Regions from separate parts of the Homo sapiens genome. Here region 1 is linked to region 2. Evidence: chromatin contacts called from ENCODE Hi-C data. All regions are on one chromosome and are shown on one strand. Each heading gives the region's core, a stretch centred on a gene start or an enhancer-like site at or near the end of the contact. The rest is flanking DNA. Distances are from core to core; before and after follow the strand shown.

Region 1 (2,700 bases), core at 3-2,502, 340 kb before region 2:
CTACAGATACACAAAGAAATAATTCAGAAATAAAATCCATTCAACCAAAAGGCCAGGTTCAATGAGCTGGGAAGAAACTGCGTGGGTTTTGCAGCTGCGGCTGGAGCCCAGGAGTCCAAAGCTGCCGTAGACTGGTCTGTGCAGCTCTCAGGAAGGAAGCTTCACAGTGGATCGCTTCACACATCACCAGCCCAATACCAAAAAGGCGTTTCTCAGGAGCCCTGGTGTTGGGGGAGGGCAAGGAAAACAAGTGAGGGACATTCACAAGGGCTCACAGACGAGTCTCGCTGGGGACTATGTGTTATGGGTTAAACTGTGTCTCCACCAACCCCAACATGATATGTCAAAGTCCTAACCCCAGTACCTCAGAATGTGACCTGACTTGGAAACAGGGTTGGTGCAGATGCAATTAGTCCAGATGAGGCTGGACTGGAGTAGGGTGGGCCCCTGCTTCAATATAACTGGTGTCCTTATACGACAGCCACGTGAAAGCACGGAGACACCCAGGGAGAGCGCTGTGCGACAAGAGACTGGAGTGCCGCAGCTGCAAGCCAAGAAACCCCACAGGCTGCCGGCGAGCCCGCAGAAGCTAGGAAAAGGCGAGGGCGGACTCCCCGAGGGTTTCAGAGGCAGCGTGGCCCTGCCGGCTTGACAGAGGACTTCCAGCCACCGGACTGTGAGGAGAGAATACAATTCTGTTGTTCTAAAGCCGCGCAGTTTGTGGCACTTCGTTAGACAGCCCTGGGAAATTAATACACCACACTTGAACTTGAGTTGCTTCCTGTTGCCCTACTCCATCCAGCCCCCTCAGCTGGCAAATGCTCCCACTCCACCACAACAGAGCCGCAGGGAATCCCCGGGTTGCTGTGTGGCTGGGGAGGCCCTTCTCCCCTGTAAGTGGCACACAACAGGCTGGGCTATCCCAGGCCCAGGCCCTTGTCCCAATTTTGTTCCTTCTCTCCAAGTTCCCGGCTGCCTCCTCTGGGCCCTGCCCTCACCAGGGCCCGGTCCCCACTCCTCCCACAGGCAGCCCTGGCCCTCCAGCTGCAGGACGGGGTGTGGAAGTCCCCTTGGGGTGGGCAGTGCCCCGTGCTGCTTCCGCCCACCCCAGTTTCTCACAGAATTTTTAGAACACTTCTTTCAGTTTTGCCTTAAGTAATATCCTTCCTCATGCCCCAACAACCCCACTCACACTGGTGCACTCACGCACCCTCATTCTCTCTTACACACAACTCAGCCACAGGCCCACAGGGTCTCTCTCTCTCACACAAAACTCAGCCACAAACCCACAACGGTCTCGGTCTCTCTCTCACACACACACACGCACACAAAACTCAGCCACAGGCTCACCAGGGTCTCTCTCAACATGCACACATACACACACACACCCCTCAGTCATAGGCTCACAAGAGTCTCTCTTGTCTCTCATACATACACAAACACACACAACCAGCCACAGGCCCACAAAGGTCTCTCTCTTTGTCCCTGTCTGCTCTCTCGCACTCACAAACACACATCTCAGCCACAGGCCCACCAGAGTCTGTCTGTCTCTTTGTCTCTCTCACTCTCTCTCACACACATACACCTCAGCCACAGGCCCACAAGGGTCTCTCTCCTTGTCCCTGGCTCCTCTCTCTCGCACACTCCCACACACACACATACAGCTCAGCCACAGGCCCACGAGGGTGTCTCTCTCTCTCTCTCTCTCACACACACACACACACACACACACACGCCTGTGCAGCTCCACAGGGGCCTGGGCCAGGAGACAGATCTGAATACACATACCACCCTGTGCTGTGAGTGGCCACTCCCATCCAACAACTGAGACTTTCTGTTACTGGGCCAAGGTTTTCTGCCAAACTTACTTCCCTTATAATGAATGAATTCTCCCTCAGAAGGTTCCTCAGTCCTCCCCTGGAAGCTGACCTGCAATGGCCTAACCCACCTATTTACCAGGCATGCCAGGACATATGAGACCCTGATAGGTGGACACCAAAGCTCAGCCTGGAACCCCACCCCCATGTGCATCATTGCAGCAGAACTTCTTCGGACACACTCGATCCACCAGCTAACACTCCATACCCTATGAAGAGAATACGTACGGATTCTAGGTTTGATAAAATCCTGGGCCAGTGGTGGTAAGTCAGGCTGAAAAGCAACCATCTCCCAATTTCCACCCACTGTTTTACCTACAAGACTATTTCTACCTCTCATTATTTAATCCTCCACAAAAAGTATATTTTGTAACATGGTCCCTGAGCTGCCTCACCCTGGGCCAATGGTTTTCAAACTTGAGCGTGCATCAGAGCCACCTGGAGGGCTTGTTAAAACAGATCTCTGGGCTCCTCCCCTAGAGCTTCTGATTCACACCAGGTCTGGGGTGGGGTCTGAGAACCGGCCAGTCTAGCGAGTTCCCAAGCGATGCTGATTTAGGTCCCTGGACCAGGCTTCGAGAAACACTGCCCTAGACCGCTCATTTCTCGCTGAGCTCAGGTGGCCCAGCATAGCACTCAGCATAGCACACACTGCTGTCGGCCTTCCCACTGCCCATTCCCTTCCTCCCACTTAGGCAAAGCCGGGTTGTGCTCCCTATGACTAAACCCTGCAGGACAGAGCTGATCACGTGGTTCCACCACTCCACAGGCGTGGGTGGGTGAGTGGTTCAAGGTGAGTGCAGACCCACCTGTAAGATGTGAA
Region 2 (2,700 bases), core at 143-2,642:
GAACTTCAGGAGTGATGGACGTGTGCTATGTCATGATGTGGTGGCAGTGACAGGACTCTATACATTTGTCAATACTCATTGAATTGTACAGTTAAAATCAGCGAATTTCATTGTATGTAAATTATAACAACAAAATTGGCAAAACAGTCTTTTTTAAATACTTCATTCAGCAGTTTAAGATGCTCTATATTGGGAGTTTCTCTACACATTTAATTCACAAAATTCACGTGAGACTTTCTTAACATGCCTAAATATGTCTATATTTTAACCGATAGCACTTACTGTAGGTGGGCTTGCATAGGTATTTGATGATTACCTAGCTCCCTTGTGCTAGACCGTAAACCCAAGTGGACAGGCCACCATTGTACCCATACCTGGCACATACTGGGCCTTTAAGAAATATTTGTTGAATAAATGCATAACCCCTCCCCCAGAGCAAATCTGAACACTGGAAAATCTGATTATACATCTTTCCTCCAGCTGATCTCTGATTACCTTCGATTTCATTACTAAAATCTTTTCTGAGCCACAAATGAAAGTGGGAGAGTTAGAAATCTTTCATTTAACCCCATTATGTTATAGAAACCACTTATCCTGGCTGCATTTATCTGGGCTGCATGCCCAGTGTGCACTCAAGAGTGTCACCATATGGGCTGAGATGGAGGACATTCAGCAGCCAAGGGCTGCGTCTGTGGGCTGCTGTGTCTGACCTCGCTGATCTCCTTCCATTTCCAGTCTTCTTTTGTTACCACAGACTAAGCATCCTATTTCACCTCAAGGCTTAAATCCAAGGTTTTCCTTTTAATGCATACATAATTCGTCTAAGCATTAAAACATAGTATTAGTCAGAGGGCAATGTGATTGGAATCAGGTGAGAAATCAATGGAAGCCAAAGAATGCAGAGGCCTTTGGGCTGGAGCCAACAGCCCCTTCGGAGAGGACTGAGGCCAGGAAGGCACCAGACGTTTCTCTGTTTAGGGAATGAATTACATCATCCATTCATTTGACCTTGGTCTTCAGTTACTTATCTATAAATGCCACACCCTCCTCCTTTCCAGGTCAGAACCAAGGTGCAAAAATGCCAAATGCCAAAATCCTTCCTGGTTATTGTGATCGATCAACAGGAAAAAAACAAAACAAAAAATAACAACAACAAAACACACACACAAGAATCAGGCATTTCTCTTGTCTTTGTATAGAAATCTGTAAGCACAAATTGTATAAATTTGGTGGCTTCTCTTAAAATGTAATGTAGTACACATTGGCTATTTGATACCCTGCATCTATATTCTCTCCTGGATACAAGAACACAGATTTCAAGAGTGAATTTGGCTTGAGTGGGACTGAACCCTCCCCAAGTGCCTGGAGTGGTTTCTGGCTGGCTTAAACCAATGGGCACACCCACCATGGCCCCAAGCCAAATGGACTGGTTTGGAGACTGGCACTACCAAATCAGAGGCAACAAGCCAGGAGGACATTTGCCGGGGCTTTTGGGAAGAATAAACCTATTTTATAGTAGCTCTGAAAAAGAGACCACCCTTTTTACCCGAATGGTGAATTTTGGAGCAGCTACAGCCTTTTTCCAGTAATCGAGATCCTGGAGCAGCCTCTGGGGCCACCTTGTGGAATCTGTGGATAAAGCCAACACCATATAAAGCAGATTGAGGACAGAAGGCAGGCTGTTGGTGACATTTTTTGAGCTGCTGGATCAAATGTCACCTGAAATTATTACCTTTAGAGTTTTAGTTACCATTAAGTCAATAAACTACCTTTCTCTTATAGGCCAGCCTGGTTTCAATTTCCTTTTGTATTTTGTGCAAATCACTTTCATTTGTAATTTTTTTAAAAAATTTTTATTTATTTATTTATTTATTTATTTATTTTATTTATTTATTTTTTGAGACAAGGTCTTCCTCTGTTGCCCAGGCTAGAGTGCAGTGGCGCCATCTCAGCTCACTGCAACCTCCGCATCCCAGGTTCAAGCAATTCTCGTGCCTCAGTCACTGAGTAGTGGGGATTACAGGTGTGTGTCAACACACCCGGCTAATTTTTGTGTTTTTAGTAGAGACGGGGTTTCGCCATGTTGCCCAGGCTGGTCTTGAACTCCTGAACTCAAGTGATCTGCCTGCCTCGGCCTCCCAAAGTGCTGGGATTACAGGCGTGAGCCACCATGGCTGGCCAAGTCTGTTCTTAACCAGTTCTCCATACTCTTCTCAAGTCAAACCTGTCTACCACAGTTGAAATCATTCCAGTATTTCATCCAAACAACAGTCATTCATTACTACCTTACCCTAATCCAACCGGAGATCATGAAAGCTCTTTTCTGTAAATGAACCACCCTCCACCTGCCCTGAAATTCCTGCCACTCTTTGTCTCTCAGGGCTGACACAGAGGAGGAGAGAACTCCTTGCAGAAGTGGGAAAGTTGTGGGTTTGGAGATTCACACTTTGCTTTCCCACCCATCAGTTAAAATCTTGGGCACCCTCAGTCGGAAATCTCCCTTTCGCAGACCAAAGCAGGCAGCTCCTTTGGAGAAGCCTAGAGCCCTTCCACCTCCTCTTCATTTCTGTGGCTGCCTGGCAGCTGCTGGCTGCACACCTGTGCACAGGGCTCCATTGTTTTCCCTGTGCACTTGTCTCATGCTTTCTCTTAAAATGTTGCCCCTTCTCATTCTTGAAGCACAAAAGCACATAGCATGGG

What was found. Hi-C counts contacts between places; a loop is a spot of excess contacts on that map. Pooled maps may share reads with other maps.
Region 1: a loop to region 2 is called in a map of dorsolateral prefrontal cortex, with 3 times the contacts of the local background. The contact joins two enhancer-like sites. A Hi-C loop is called at or near these places in 1 of 168 maps with a recorded cell type or tissue (dorsolateral prefrontal cortex), 1 of 37 single-sample maps with no recorded cell type and 7 of 50 pooled maps.

What each region holds. Positions count from the first base shown.
Region 1 is chr4:153,486,728-153,489,427 of GRCh38, reverse strand. The region is part of intron 3 of TMEM131L (transmembrane 131 like); the gene reads right to left. Among named protein-coding and RNA genes, the nearest start is that of TMEM131L, 22 kb to the right of the region's middle. RefSeq lists enhancers at 626-835, 986-1,155, 1,336-1,405, 1,506-1,625, 1,776-1,825 and 1 more. Within about 2 kb of position 1,252, at least 28 of the 41 ENCODE cell types and tissues checked have a DNase peak (open chromatin) inside an H3K27ac peak, as active enhancers do; they include dorsolateral prefrontal cortex, where a contact is called at or near this core.
Region 2 is chr4:153,142,048-153,144,747 of GRCh38, reverse strand. No RefSeq gene overlaps it. Among named protein-coding and RNA genes, the nearest start is that of TRIM2, 61 kb to the left of the region's middle. Within about 2 kb of position 1,392, at least 12 of the 41 ENCODE cell types and tissues checked have a DNase peak (open chromatin) inside an H3K27ac peak, as active enhancers do; they include dorsolateral prefrontal cortex, where a contact is called at or near this core.